Linked DNA regions of Homo sapiens: region 1 is linked to region 2. A link is an interaction called in ENCODE POLR2A ChIA-PET data of the cell type or tissue named here. Cell type or tissue: GM12878. All regions are shown on one strand. Links, peaks and the distances in the headings refer to the core of each region. The heading gives the core; the rest is flanking DNA.

Region 1 (8,193 bases), core at 2,390-6,389, 470 kb after region 2:
GTGAGATAAAGGAAGTAGGCTTGGATGAGTGAAGATTCAAGGAAGGCATTTTTCTTTCCAATAAAAAGGAGAACAAGCAAAGAGCTTCATGGTACCACTGCCTGCATACACCACCACCTCAACCCTTTTCTTCCTGCTTGGAACTCAAACGCAATGTCAGAACGATGTCAGACATCATAGGACTGAGAAGAGATAAGATAAGGGTGAAAACAGCTAAGGGTGACAGAATAAAAAAACTGAAGAGTACCTGTGTTGCCAGAGCTGAGCTACTGACTTGCTCTGGAACTACCTCTCTTCAGTCCATGGTGTTAAGTGAGATGGTAAATGCCTATACTGCTTTAGCTACTGGTAGATGGTTCTGTCACTTGCAGCTGAATATATTTCTTATGTTAATTAGTGTATATCTTATCATGACATTGAGTAATGTAGTTCTGGAGCTAGATAGACATGGTTCAGATAGATACAGTATTTTACTTTGGACATTTTTTGTGTTTCCTCAGTTTCCTCACCTGCAAAATGTAGATACTAAATATTATCTCTCTCAAGAACTCTCATATACTGTTGGTGGGAGTGTAAATTAGTAAAGCTACTTTGAAAAGTAATTTGGCAAGATTTCCTAAAACTGAAAATATATATAGCCTAAGGCAATTCTACTTCTAGGTAAATCTTAGAGAGACTGTTGCACAATGCATGGAGAGATGTGTACAAGATTATTCATTGAAGTTTTTTTTTTGTATTAGGAAAGAATTAGAAACAGTCTAGATATCTGTCAAGAGAAAATACCTAAGTAAGGTACAGTATATTGATATGATCACATACAATGGAGCAGTTTAAACAGATGAACTAGCTCTCTCTATATATATCAACGTGGATGAATCTCAGAAACATAATGCTGAGTAAAAAAAGCAAATTGCAGAGTGAGACATACAGTATGATTCATTTATATACAGTTTAAAAGCAGACACTATACTACATATTTTTACGGATCTGTAAGTCTATGGAAAGTAGATTGGAAGGACACACATTAGATACACTTGGGGATGAAGGATAAAGAAGATAAAAAATAGGGGTCATGTCTAGACAGATGATTATATCATGCCCGTAACAGAAAAGAATGACTGATTGAATCAATTCAGCTCTGAGACTCTGCAGCTCAACCTTAGATACAAAATAAAACAAAACAAAACATAATAGTATTGCTCTTCCAGGATTAAGTGACATAATAGCCCAATGTCTGGCACATAGTAAGGGTTTAACAAATAGTGGTCATCATTATTATTATGCTCGCCTGCTGTGCTCTGCCTTTTTGCTTTCCATAGGCTCTTTCTAATACAATAATCTTAGAAGGGGAGTGTGGTTGGGTACTTCTCTGTGCACCTAAATTTCCAGTTCTCATTTATTAGCTTGAGGGTTATAAAAGCCAAAGGCTTGGTTTGGGGCCAGGTATTGATGTGCATTGAGGCTACTCTAATGGGTTAAAAAAAGTGCTTCCAGGCACATACACAACGGCAGCCCACATCAATTCACCAAATAACCACAAGAAGAGAAACACCTTACTAGCATAAGTCCTTGCATTTTGCATAAGTAGCTTATATTAATCAGGACTAGATTGGGCAAAAATGGAAATTTATTGGTGAATATATGAATTGGGAAGTTCAAGAAAAATAACTGGCTTCAGCTTTCTAAACTACACTGGGGAATTCTCATTGCCTTGCACCTAATTCTGCTATTTCCACAGCAGTTCTGTTGCTTGCAGTGCTCACTCCCAGCTACCATTGCTGAATCAGTTCTGCAAAAAACTGAAAGAAGCTCTGACTCACCTAGATGGAAAAAGGAATTTATTGGAAGGACACTTTATAGCTTACAGAATTAAAGGAAACACTGATGAGCCAGGTCTTGGGAAGAAAGAGGAGCAGGAAGCTACCGAATCTTAGTCAGAAATATACATACCTTCTTTCCTTAGGTCATGCCATGAGAATAACCCCATTTCACCCACCTAGAGTCTCTCTGTCATTCTCCCTGGAGAGTCTGATTGGCTTGGTTTGGTAGAGGGCCCTGTGCTTGACTTTTTTTTTTTTTTTGAGACGGAGTCTCACTCTGTCACCCAGGCTGGAGTGCAGTGGCGCGACCTTGGCTCGCTGCAAGCTCCGCCTCCCGGGTTCACGCCATTCTCCTGCCTCGGCCACCTGAGTAGCTGGGATTACAGGCGCGCACCATCATGCCCGGCTAATTTTTGTATTTTTAGTAGAGATAGGGTTTCACTATATTGGCCAAGTTGGTCTCTAATTCCTGACCTCGTGATCTGCCTGCCTCGGCCTCCCAAAGTGCTGGGATTACAGGTGTGAGCCACCGCACCGGGCCTTGACTTTCCTATTAAGACTGCCTAGATGGGTGGATCACCTGAGATCAGGAGTTTCACACCAGCCTGGCCAAAATGGTGAAACCCCGTCTTTACTAAGAATACAAAAATTAGCTGGGCACGGTGGCAGGCACCTGTAATCTCAGCTACTGGAGAGGCTGAGGCAGGAGAATCACTTGAACCTGGGAGGCGAAGGTTCCAATGAGCCAAGATCATGCCACTGTGCACTCCAGCCTGGGTGACAAAGTGAGACTCTGTCTAAAAAAAAAAAAATACTTCCTAGAATTGGAAAGCTGCTTCCAAAATAAGGGGTACGGATGCTGGTTGTCTTAGTTGGCTTGGGCACCAACTATAACAAACACCATAGACTGGTGATTTAAATAACAGAGACCCTTTTCACAGTTCTGGAGGTTGGAAGACCAAGATCAGGGTGCTGGCATGGATGGCATGGTTGTCTTAGTTGGCTTGGGCACCAACTATAACAAACACCATAGACTGGTGATTTAAATAACAGAGACCCTTTTCACAGTTCTGGAGGTTGGAAGACCAAGATCAGGGTGCTGGCATGGATGGCATGGTTGTCTTAGTTGGCTTGGGCACCAACTATAACAAATACCATAGACTGGTGATTTAAATAACAGAGACCCTTTTCACAGTTCTGGAGGTTGGAAGACCAAGATCAGGGTGCTGGCATGGATGAGTTCTGGTGAGGACACACTCTTGGCTTGCAGAAAGCTGTCATCTTGCTGTGTCCTCATGTGGCAGAGAGAGCGCTCTGGTAACTTTTTCTTCTTTTTATAAAGGCATTAATCCCATCAAGAGGACTCTTCTCTGATGACCTTATCTAAACCGAATTATCTCCCAAGGGCCTTATCTCCATATACCATCACATTGGGGGGTTAGGGTTTCAACATGTGAATTTTGGGAGGACACAATTTAATCCACAGTACTGGCCTAGCAAAAACATCAGCTGTCTACTACATGGCTAAAGTAGTCTGCATCTTATCAGAGAGTTCCAAAGGTCACAGACTGAAAGATATATTATAGTTTCACTATCAGCTTGCTTAGTGACTTGGGGAACTTAACGTCACAATTCTATCTCTTCCTTCTTTCACGCTTGCAAAATAGTGTTTGAGACACATACTTTTTTTTTTTTTTTTGAGTCAGAGTCTCGCTCTGTCACCCAGACTGGAGTGCAGTGGCATGATCTAGGCTGACTGCAACCTCTGCCTTCCAGGTTCCAGCGATTCTCCTGTCTCAGCCTGCCAAGTAGCTGGGATTACAGGCATGTGCCACCACACCCAGCTAATTTTTGTATTTTTAGTAAAGACGGGGTTTCGGCATGTTGGCCAGGCTGGTCTCAAACCCCTGACCTCAGGTGATCCACCCGCCTCGGCCTCCCAAAGTGTTAGGACTACAGGTTTGAGCCACTGCACCCGACTCCTCACTCTTTTTTCATGTCTGAACCTGCTCCCCTGGCCCAGGGTGGGCATTTGTCCCAGGCAAAGCCAATGATTGTGGCTCTGTCCCACCAGGGTGAGATTAAGTCTGCTTGGAATTCAAACTCTGAGTGGAAACCCACAGAGGTGAAAGGTCATCTAGATAGTTATCCAATGATAACTGAGAAAAGCACCAAGAACTGAGTTCTTCACACTTGAACTGCTGTTATTTCTGTCCTTACCAACCCTGTTTTTGCAGCTCTCCTGATTTGTGAGCCAGCCCAGAGGCCTTCCAATTAATCTTGTTTGCTTGTGGTGGATATAATCAAAGAGCCTTAGTGAGTCAAGCTACCTCAAAAGTTTGCTTTGAAATTAAATAGGACAATACATGAGAGGCAATTAGCACATTACAAGGGATATAATAAATGCTCAAGAAACGTTAGCTAGTATTATTACTACAATTTGACTTCCTACTTGGATTCTACATGGTTACACAAATAAATCCCTACTTATTACTGAGAAGTCAGCTATAGGGAGTTGCTCATGTGAGAAGCAGACTTCCTGTGAACTGAAGCCTACACATCAGTGTCGACTCTTATGCCTTTAGTCAGGGTAAGAATCAAATGCAGAAATTCTACTCAATAGGTTGAGTTGGGGAGGCAGAGCTCGACTTTGAAGCCACCAATTATTTTCTCTAATTGGTGTCTTAATACATACCATAGCTCTCTTCTGATTGACAGATACACGAAACTGCTATTGTTTCTCAATTTTGGGTTCTCTAGAAGCAGACTGCTCTTTGAAAAACCAGAATTCCCAACATTAACTTCATGTGTGTTGCATGTTTTAATTCAGTCCATCTGCAGTAGGCTGAATGGCTCCCAAGCATGTCAAGTTGCAACCTCTGGGACCTGTAAGTGTTAATTGATAAGGATAAAGAGTTTCTATAGATTTGATTAAGTTAAGGATCTTGGGATGGGGAGATTATCCAAATTACATTTACGGTGGACCTTAAATGGAATCTCAAGGGCCTTTATAGGAGGGAGGGAGAGGGAAGTTTTATCTACACAGAGAGATGATGTGAAGTCATAGGAGAATTGGGGTGACATGGCCACAAGTCAAGGAATACTGCCAGCCACCAGAAACTGGAAGAGTCAAGGCCCCTAGAGCCTTTAGGGGGAGCATGTTCCTGCCAACACCCTGATTTCTGCCTTATGAATCCAATTTTGGAATTCTGACCTCCAGAACTGTGAGAGAATAAATTCCTGTTGTTTGAAACCACCAGGTCTGTGGTAATTTGTTACTATAGTAGCTACAGAAAACCAATATGTGATTCTAAATACCTTTGTCAAATGTATTGAAAATCTGTCTAATCAATTGTTTTAACAGACAGAAACTTAACTTTATTTATATAGATTATTTTGCCCTTTCCTACCATGCCGATGTTCCAAAAAGCTGTGAAGAGCTGTTTCTGCACAGATACACCTCCTCCTGTGGTGTCACTCATGACTGTCCCTAGTTGAATCATCCTTCTGCAATGTACCCAGGTTCATATGCCTCTCATGTGGTTCCCATGGTCCCTGGATCAGAGCTGCAATCCCCAAGCCCTTGGGCCCTTTCTGAAGGAGGAATGAAAGAGTATGGCTGACTACGGACAGTAAGCCCCCTTCTCCTCATTCCCACCTTCTCCAGGGGCAAGGAAATGACTCATCGCACAAGCTCTCAATGCCCATCACCCATTCATTCTCTCCTCTTGGGTTGGGTGAAGTGAGGTCAAACTTCTTAGGAGAGAATAAAGGACATGGCTAAAGTTTTCTTCCCTCTTCCAGTTCTCTTCCCCTACGTTGATTGATCCTTTTACTTTTCCTAATACTTTAAAATGTTATACAAATATTTGCAAAAAATATTTAGACATGGAAGAATGTATAGAAAATTGTGCAAATTTCTTTCTCCAAAGCTTTTCATTGTACTCTCCTTCATGTATTTAACCAGTATTAAAAGTTTGATATTTTCTTCTAGAGATTTCTTTAAATTCATATTCACTTCATTGGATGTACATGCATGTGTGTACACTTGTACACATACAGACAGAGAGGGCTTTTTTCTTAATTAGTAATAATAATGGCAAGAAAGGAAATGCAGAATTAAAGCAATTCTGTTATGCTAAGGTTAGGGCCAAGATTAGGAAAAACAGGACACTGTCCCTTGAGCTGGGGAGATTTGGGTGAATGTCATTTAAGATTTTGAACCCCTAGGCTTCTTTGAATTCTCCTGGTCTGCAGAAGTGACCATCCCTCTCCAAGAGTTAGCACATCCTTCTTGCTTGAAGACAATGGAGAGGGCTTTTCCTGTAGGCACATGATTTGCCTCCTGATTTGCTCCCATTTCCCTTCCTGGCCACTAGATCTATAACCAGGGTTAAGTTCCAACGTAATACAGCTTCAGATTTGCTGGGCTTGATAAGGATGAAAAGAAGCTCTACCCAAAGGAATTGCAAGACCTAAACAGAATGTATTGGTTGGCATTATTGGCACTGGATTCTGAGGGTGCACCATTAAGCAATCTGGAACAATATATTGGATAGGAGAGACTTTATTTATTTGGGGCACTCTCCAAAAATACAAGATTCAATACTCTGTCAAGGATCTGAGGAGACGGTAGCAACTCACTACTAGTATAGATCCCAGAAGCATGCAGAAAATAACAAACCATACTAAAGTTGAAATGCCAGAATTGCTATGGTAGGCAGTGGAGGAAAGGATTAAAAGCTTAAGGAAATGGGCATGCTGAAATAGGCATTAAATATCTATGTAATGCTGAAAGACTCACCAGATGATTATGTACCATGAGAGGGACTATTGTGCACACCATTAGCAAGGCCATAGTAATGCACAGGTGAGAGGGGTACCAGCATCACTAAAATGTTTAGTGCTGGGATTTCTTTATTAGACAGGGTTAATATTAGGAGAGGCCATTACAGAGTAGACTCAATAAAAGCAGTGGGGATGTTAGGATTCCAAAACAATAGAGGGTGTGTTATGGTAGGAACTGCCAGAAGCCACATTGACATAATTATCTAAATGAGTAGCAGACTCATAGGGTTATAACCAAAAGGGCCTGACCGTCAGAGAGTAAAGGAGATGGTTGGAATACAGTATCCATAGGGGCAAAATATATTGACAGTAAGAGTATAACTCGGCCTGTACTATCAGAAGAAATTGAATATGGGTGACAACTAAATTGAGAGCAATTTAGCTCCTGGATCTAAATTCGTTTTCAGCTACAGAACCCATTGACTGAAAAAAGGGCCAGGCTTCCAGAAGGATAGACCCTAACCTCATGCCAAATATACATTTTTTTGTGTGTTTGTTTCTTTGGTTTTTGAGATGGAGCTTTGCTCTTGTTGCCCAGGCTGGAGTGCAGTGGCGACATCTCTCGGCTCACCTCCGCCTCCCAGGTTCAAGCGATTCTCCTGCCTCAGCCTCCTGAGTAGCTGGGATTAGAGGCATGAGCCACCACGGCCAGCTAATTTTGTATTTTTAGTAGAGATGGGGTTTATTCATGTTGGTCAGGCTGGTCTCGAACTTCTGACCTCAGGTGATCCACCCACCTCGGCCTCCCAAAGTGCTGGGATTACAGGTGTGAGCTACTGTGCCCAGCCAAATATACGTGTTAATAATACCTGCTAGTCTTTCTCCAAAGGGACAAATGCCCACTTACTCAGGTATCCCAAATATTTTGGACATTGTGGGAGGCAAAGGTCTGAGGTGACATCAAAATCCAGAGACCCAAAGTAACATCATGGTCTCCCTGTTAGAATGAGGCCTTACAGTGTTATGACCAAAGTCTTGCTTATAGCAGGCCTATTGGGTTTGTTTTCCCAACTAGCTGTCATTCCTCTGGTTCACAAAAGTATAATTGGGATTGCCCTATGTAGTACTTGGCACAACCCTAACTTTGGGTCTTTGGCCTGTAGAGTAAGGGATCTCATAGTGGGAAATGCCAAGTGGAAGCCTCTAAAAATACCCCATCTTCTACTCAATCCCATCTGATACGGTCTAAATGTGTCCCCCAAAATTCATGTGTTGAAACTTAATGGTTAATGTGATAGTATTAAGAGGGAGGTGTTTTGTTTTGTTTTGTTTCTTGAGACAGCAAATTGCTCTGTTGCCCAGGCTGGAGTGCTGTGGTGTGATCTCAGCTCACTACAACCTCCACCTCCTGGGTTCAAGCAATTCTCCTGCCTCAGCCTCCCAAGTAGTTGGGATTACAGGCATGTGCCACCATGCCTGGCTAATTTTTGTAGTTTTAGTAGAGATGAGTTTTCGACATGTTGTCCAGGCTGGTCTTGAACTCCTAACCTCAAGTGATCTGCCAGATGGAGGGCCTTTTGGAGGT
Region 2 (8,193 bases), core at 2,847-6,846:
TCTCATGCATATATCTGTTTTTGCTCTTTTCCAGCTTATTTTCACGTACTACAGATCAGATTGCTGTTTAATACTGAATCCTGCTGCCTACTTCCTGTCATCTGTCCATCAATTCAAAAATGAATATATAGAGAGAGATGTATTTCATAGTATCGACAGGACAAATTTTCTAAAGACTGAATGACTTTAAAACCTTTTCCAAATTGCTTGAAATCTTCTCTGACAAAAAAAAAAAATCAATATTAAAACATAATTCTAGGTAAGCAACAACAAAAAAAATAGGTCATCACTCTTCACATACGTGGAAAAATCATTCTTCAGGTACATGGAAAATGTCCAAGGGAAAACATCACTAAATGAACTACTGATTTCCTTTTTCCTGTTCTTTGAAATCAAATAAATCTAAGACAACTTTGGTGCTTAGTTGTGTGGGATGGGGTAGCAAAGGAGATAGAATATAGGCTTAATCATGGTAACTGGACTTTCATTGAAAAATAAAATACGCATATCAAACCAGTAAAAATCCATTGCATTGACTGGGCACAGTGGCTCACACCTGTAATCCCAGCACTTTGGGAGGCTGAGACAGGAGGATCACTTGCCTCCAGGAGTTCAAGACCAGCCAGGGCAACATATTGAGACCCCATCTCTACACAATATTAAAAATTAGCCAGGTGTGGCGGCTTGTGCCTTTAGTCCCAGCTACTCAGGAGGCTGAGATGGGAGGATTGCTTGAGCCCAGGGGTTGAGGCTGCAGACAGCCGTGATTATGCCACTGCACTCCAGCCCGGGTGACAGAGCGAGATCCTGCCTCAAAAAAAAAAAAAGGAAAGAATGAAGAAAATAGAGGAGCATAAGGGGAACAAAGAGGAAAACAAGAGGACAAAGAAGAAGAGAAAGAAGAAAAAGTAGCAGGAGGGGAGAAGGTTGGAGGCCCTTCCTGAGTCATTCAAACACTTCCTCAGAGGAAGAGAGAGGATCCAATTTGACTCCCAAATTACTTTGAACTCTGTACTTAATGTCTTTCTGCCCAGCTGTCCCTTCTAATCACCTTTCTATCCACACTGAAAATACTGAAGTTTATCTAGGATAAACACTGAAGTTTTTCTAGGATCACAAAATCAAAAAATATGATTATAGTTAAAAACATCTTTGGGACAATCTACTTCCTCTGCTTAATTTTATAGACAAGGAAACTTATCTAGTAACAGAGTATTCAGTTTGCTGAAGAACACGTGGAAAATTATCCTAAATAAGTTAGTAAACGTAAATTACTGGTTGGCAATTTATTCCAAACAAAATTTTGTTTTGTTTATTCTAAAAGAAAATTACTCTTGGTGGTGCAGGCGAGTCCTTTAGATTAGTTTAATAGTAAATGTAGTTTATATCTGAATATTTAAAGAACACTTTTCACTTGCCCTCAATGTTCAACCCCAAGCATATATGAAAACACACACGTAGGAAAACTAAGAATTTCGTTTAGTTAAAATTAAGAATTTCCTTTAGTTAAAAGCAAATAATGTCCTTTAGTCAAAAGTTTAGTTTCCTTTCGTTAAAACGTCTCTGGACTGTCCCTTCCAGATCCTTAAATTTCAGAACTGAAAGAGCTGGAGTGGAGCTGGTTGGTGAAAAGCAAGCTTCCTCCACTGAGTTTACTTCGTGTAGGAGAAACTTAAATGTGGGAAATAATTTTAGGGTAAAGAAAGCCTCAGTTTTAGCCTTTCCTAGGTTGTAGAGATCTGGAAGATAATTCTGAGAAAGAAACCAAGAAGAAGCTAAGACCTCAGTTACAGGGTCTGGAATGGTCAGGTCAGCACGAGGACTGGCCTGTGAAGTCTTCTGATGATCTAAAGGAGTGCAGGACATGGCAGACCTGGCACTCTTCAGACCCTCAGAGAAGAACCAACTGGTTATTTCTCTTCAAGCAATCACTTAAGGTGGCACTTTCCTGAAAGGAAAGACCATTCATTATTGCTATGGATTGTCAAGGGAATTTGTAGATAGTCTTCTTCTGGGCCAGACACGGTGGCTCATGCCTGTAATCCCAGCACTTTGGGAGGCCGGGGCAGGCCGATCACGAGGTCAAGACCAGCCTGGCCAACATGGCAAAACCCTGTCTCTACTAAAAATACAAAATTTAGCTGGGCGTGGTGGTGCATGCCTGTAATCCCAGCTACTTGGGAGGCTGAGGCAGAAGAATTGCTTCAACCCGGGAGGCGGAGGCTGCAGTGAGCCAAGATCGCACCACTGCACTCCAGCCTGGGTGACAGAGCAAGATTCCATTTTGTGGGGCGGGCGGAGGGGAAGATAGTCTTCTTCTTAAGTTTTTAGTTTTTCAGTGTTAAGCAAGACCTCTGGGGAAGAGGGTTAGATGAAATCCAGTGACCACACGTAAGAACTGAGCGGTATCATTGAGCATCCATCTGGCCCTAAAAAAGCAGAGAAAGTATCCAGAATAGATTAAAATATATATCTCATTCTCTCTCTCTTTTTTTTTAAAGGGGGAGGCAAAATGGAAATTGCCCTAGCCTGAATCCTAGCATTTGCAGTAGAGAACATGCTGGAAGACACTATCAAAAATCAGTTTGTGGGGCCACAGTTCCTGCCAGAGTAACCTAATTGTCTGACTCACTTTTAATCTCAGTGGATGTGGTGAGAATGACTGATGTTGCTTAACAGCATTTAGTCTTGGTGTTAAATATGGGAAATTTACAAAAAGATTCTTATCTACGGAGGAGTGGAAAACATCACCACACAGAGATGAAAGGGCCCAAGAGAGGAGAAGGTGGGAAATGTCCCCTTCCTGCCACACGTTTCATCTGTGCATGTAGCTCCGACTGGCTTCAAAGGAAAATCTGCACCCAAGCACCCAAAAGAAGTAGCTAAGTGTGTGGTGGGACTGAACAGCAGGCCCATTACAATAGCATTCCAAAAAAAAATTTAAAAGCCAAGTATATGTATGACCTGAAGGTACTCATGGAAAAATGACAAACTATTCAAAACTGAAAAGAGGCTTACTAAAATATTGTTACCAGGTGCAAAGAGAATCATTTCTCAACATTATAGTTTTTAATACAAGAGAAGAAAGATTTGGAGCAACAAATCACAGAAAGAGCTTTTCTTAAAAAACAACGTTGTATGACTTTAATATGCAATTTTCTGTGCCCCTAATTCCCAGACTAGCTTACACATCAGATGGATCTTGTTAGTATAGTTGAAGATGGAAGGAAACATTGCTGGTTCCTCTTCTCATAAACGTACCATGTGATAGAGCTCACTTCTAAAAAGAGATGAGGAAAATAAAGGCATAAGATATATATACCATGTAACAAAACTGCACTTGTACCCCTTACATTTATACAAGTTTTTATAAAGGCAAATGTAAGTATGCTTTCTTTAAAAAACTAAAAAGATACATATACCAAAATATTTAAAGTCTTCCCATGACAGCATATTGAGTAAACAACCATTGGCACTACTATATATTTTTGCAGCTATAAGAGTCATTAGTTGTTATGTGCTAACATATAAAAGGAATCAAATTTAATATATCCAATTTGGAGGAAACTGTCCTATTGTCCTTTGTCAATTATAGGTTTTAAACATCCTTTATGAAATCACGTTTTGATGTCTTGATTTAGGAAATATGATCAGAGTAACTTGACATCAAATTAATCATACCTACTTTCTTATCATATTTGCTTTACACATTTTATAGACACAAAAACTTGAGTTGATGGTCTAGATTAAACTCAACCATTTCCTGGAGAGAATCTGCGAATATTCTGTTCAAATCAACAGCATTTAGCAAAGGCCTACAACATGTCTGGCTCTAAGTGTGGGAGAACGTGATGCTGAAGTGAGCAAAGCCTAGCTTCTGCCCTGCACGAGCCTTGAGTCTAGCAAAATAACTCAACATGCCCACCTCTACAGAGTACAAGACAGAAAACAGCACAAAGCCATTCAAAGGACACAACAGAGAAATTCATCTCCTCTTCAGAAGGGAGCCGAGGTTGCCTTTGAAGGTGAAAGACAAATTTAGAGAATCAGCACAATTTCAAGTCAGAAATGGTACCAGGGAAGAACCAGCATTTCACATGTGAATGAGAAGGAGAGTCATCAAGAGGAGAAAACTGGGAGAGCTATCAGAGATTGGCGACAAAGCTGGTATGGCAGGAATGTGGGCAGCTGCGTAAGACAGAACTACCGAGCACCTCATTGGTGTAATGAATACACTGAACTTGATTCAGTTATCAAAAAGGAATCGCCAATCTTTCTGAGTAAAGGCATACGTTACTAAATGGGGATTTTAGGAAAATTGATAAGACAGTGGCTTATAAGATAATTGGAAGGAAGAAAGCTGAAGACCAGTTCAATTAGTGCCACCATCTTAAAAATAGTCAATTAAAGCTTGTACTAGAGGCCAGGCAGGATGGCTTATGCTTGTAATCCCAGCACTTTGAGGGGCAAGGCCGGTGCATCATTTGAGGTGAGGAGTCGGAGACCAGCCTGACCAACATGGCGAAACCCCGACTCTACTAAAAATACAAAAATTAGCCGGGTGTGGTGGTACATGCCTGTAATCCCAGCTACTTCGGAGGCTGAGTCAGGAGAATCCCTTGAACCTGGGAGGCAGAAGTTGCAGTGAGCCGAGATTGTGCTATTGTACTCCAGCCTGGGAGACAGAGGGAAACTGTCTAAAAAAAAAAAAAGTTTGTGCTAGAGCAGTGTCCGTGGATAAGAAATGGACAGAGTAGAAGAAAGAAACACTGCAGAAGGATAAGCAAGTTGTGAATCCTAGGCATAAGGAGCAATGGGAGAGGGACTTGCAACTCTGAACCATCCTGGGGACCAGGGAGGATGATGCTATCACAAGCAGTGATGGCAGGGAACCTAAGAATTTTGCTCTGTTATGTGACCCAATTTCATTACTACCACTACAGCCAAGCTCTTCCAAACAGTGTTCAACTTCTGAGTCCCAAAAATTAACTCATGAAAACCTTGCCACATTGGGAAATCTAATTTTTTCTTTATTTCACACTACAGAAGCCATTGGCAATGGAAGGTTAATAAATAACATTTCATAGCTTTCCAAAAACAATCATTCTGAAAGCGAAGCGAAATACTCATCTTGAGCTCAACTAGAAAATGGAAGGTCTGACCATCTCTTCAGACCAATGTCCCCTCAGGGAATCTGGCCTGAACATCAAAAGGCTGTCATGAAATTCGTTTCAATTGCTTCATCTTCCTCTATCGGGCAACCCCCCCGTGGTTACCATGAAGTCATACTCTACCACTGAATCTTATGAGTAGGAGAAGTGCTTGGATGGCAATGGTGAGGCAGCTGGAGGTGGGCCTTTAAGGATCTGTTCAAAGGAATGGTTTAGAATAGTCTAAGCTATAAAAATAATCATAAACTATATTAAAAGGAAAATGGAGTTAGTCAATGCTATGGATACCCACTTGAGTGAAGAAAATAGTGTAGGTAGCATGGCAGACATCTCCTATAAGTAGCCGGAAATATTTAGCTAACAATATTGGCCTTGGCCCTCTGATAATTGTTTTTCAAATATACTTAAATATGAGCAGAAGAAGGTCTTCTTCAATAGTGTCTCTGATTCTAAGCCCTTGTAAACACATTATTACCTATTGTTTACTCTAACACTATTGGAGCCAAACTCGGAAGGAGAGTAGAACCCTTGGAGCTTGAATGGCCAAATGAAGACCCCCATGAGGGAAGACCTACAAGGGAATGCATGTGTGTGATGCTGGGAATTGATGTATTGCCAGGGGCCAGGTTGGGCTGATTCCAGGCTATCAGTTAAAGTGATGTGATGCCAGGAGAGAACAAGTGTATCAATATCCAGGGAATGGAGGAGGCTGAGAGCTGACTTGGAAACTGAGTGTGACAGTAAGAAGGACATTACAGAAGAGAATACAGAGGAATAAGAAAGACAAAATAAGACATAACCGGATGAGTTCCAAAACAAATCCATGAGTATGACCTTCCACCCTGTCTCCACATCTCTCATATGCACAGCCTACTTTGCTATGCTTGCTCAGATGTGTTCTTCAACAGCAGACCTCAGCTGGTGTTACAGGCCTAGTTTCAACGTCAGAGGGCCAACATCAATGATACCAGTTGTTCAGGCCCTGCTCTGATGGGCGTCTGATGGGAACCCAGCCACCATACTCTGAGAAAGCCAAGCAGCTCCATGGAAAGACCACGTGAAGGTGTTCTAGCCGCAGGGTCACCTGTGGACTTAACTGAAAGCCAGCATCAAACACCACACATGTGAGCAACTGAGCCTTCATATGATTCCAGCCCTTAATCCCTGCACCACCCCAGCTGATCTTGAGTGTAGCAAAGATGAGGTTTTCCAGCAAAGACCTGTTCAAACTGCAGGTCTGTGGGCAAAATAAATGTTAATTTCAGCCACTAAGTGTTGGGATCATTTGTTACTTAACAGCAGATAACCAGAATGGTACACATAGTATGACTTCAGAATTTACAGTGAATTCAGGGAGACAAGCATGTTCACAGATGCGTCAACCATGTCAAGGTACGACACATGTACCTTAATTGATCCATACATAAAAATGAATGTGTATGCATATGCATATCTAGTTTAGGCATAGAAAATTTCTAATACATAAAATTAAAAATAGTTACCTCTGTGGAGTAGTCCTGGGTTGTTAGGGAAGGAAGACTTCTTTTTATTTGTCTCTTTGTATGTTCTAATCCTGGTTTTATACACGTACTTACTTCATAACTTCAAAAACAGTTTAAAGTTTCAAAATAATGGTAAAATAAGAGAAAAAAGGCTAAACAAGTCCTATAGGCACCCCATGAGTACTACACGTTAGATACCCCTTGAGAACAGTAGGCAACCAAGTTGTTGGGAAAAGCTGCATTTTATCTCTGTGTCTCAGTTTCACATCTATGTAAAAAACAGTGCCAACCTCATAGGATTTTTGTGGAAATTAAAGTTCTGTAGGACTACCTGACACAATAGTAAGCACTCAATAAAAATTAATAAAAATATCTAAGAAACCTGGAGCTGCTGAGCACTGGCATGGCATATGAACACAGGGCCCCAAGTGGCAAAATTTGACTGTTACTTTAAGGAGAAATACCTTTTGTTCTCCTTATATCAAAGAATAAAAAGGAGCCAGCATTTTAGATACAATGGCAAGGGAAGGTGTAATTTGGCTCTGTAACAATGTGATAACTTCTGCAAATGCCACATTGACTTACATTTTCCAAAACACAAAAGACCATGAAATTAAAACCTCCATCCCACTTCCCCATTCTGCTTCTCCTTCTTCAGGGTGTTCACTGGGCGTGACAAGTTGTCTGTGTATTACAGATGACTGTCATCCATAGGTGGCCGAGGAAATTGTGTTTACGATAGTTTGACATCTAATGTTTAGCTTCTCCCTGTATTTTAAGAAACTAGACATTATCTCAATTATGTAAAAGAATTACCAATTTTTTCACTTGTTTTCCTGTGTAGGTTTCGCATTCAAGTTATTTAGGGTGGGCTAAGTCACTTAAAAGATCGAGTGGGGTGATTCAGCCTTCTTCTCCCCCAAAGTGTTCCATGTTCTAAAAAGTTTGCAAAAACATGATCTAGTTCTAGAAGTATGAAGGGTTGGAGTAGTCTAAGGGATAGGGAGAAGTTGAAATTGCCCATGAGATTACGTGACAGAAGACCATAACCGTAAGTATTTTCATAATTGACAAGGAGTTATTTTAAGTTTTTTAGATTTCAGGGTAATGGTGTCATCATTCTGCTTGCAAAGTCAAATGAGTAATGATCAGTTCCTCTCTGATTCAGGGACTTCTGTTGCTGCTTCCTGTTTGGTTTAACTCACCCAAGTATCTTAGAAACATGAAATATTGTTTCAGCTTGGTAAGGATGTCTGGGCTTGATTTTTTTTTTTCTTACGAACCAGGTGTTTTACCCCATGCAAATTTCTGGCATTTCAGGAAAAAATTTTTGTTTTCTTTTCTTCAACTTGAGGATGATTTCACCTACTCAAAATATAAGAAAACTCTTTACCTCCACAATTTTTTAGAAGGAAAAACCTTCCAAAAAATAGAGAAATGCTGTGTGGTCAGGAATACTTTGTTGAATTTTATTAATTTAGCCACTTTAAATCCCTTTTGGCATAAACTCAGTGAGATTA

The links. Peaks named below come from ENCODE experiments on the same cell type or tissue, not always from the same donor. Only the 100,000 strongest peaks of a DNase experiment are listed, where the experiment ranks them.
Region 1: POLR2A ChIA-PET joins it to region 2 with 5 read pairs; 2 of 35 experiments call an interaction of 5 or more read pairs at or near these places.

The regions. Positions count from the first base shown.
Region 1 is chr2:157,934,826-157,943,018 of GRCh38, forward strand. No RefSeq gene overlaps it. Among named protein-coding and RNA genes, the nearest start is that of ACVR1, 63 kb to the left of the region's middle. In GM12878, for the core only: no CTCF peak of the experiment used is centred there; no DNase peak of the experiment used is centred there.
Region 2 is chr2:157,461,748-157,469,940 of GRCh38, forward strand. It overlaps LOC105373712 (a long non-coding RNA gene), which reads right to left. Exons shown (of 4, transcript XR_923513.3): 4 at 2,799-3,280. Among named protein-coding and RNA genes, the nearest start is that of CYTIP, 22 kb to the left of the region's middle. RefSeq lists enhancers at 2,024-3,223, 7,394-7,613. In GM12878, for the core only: no CTCF peak of the experiment used is centred there; no DNase peak of the experiment used is centred there; H3K4me3 peaks cover 96 bases; H3K27ac peaks cover 1,623 bases.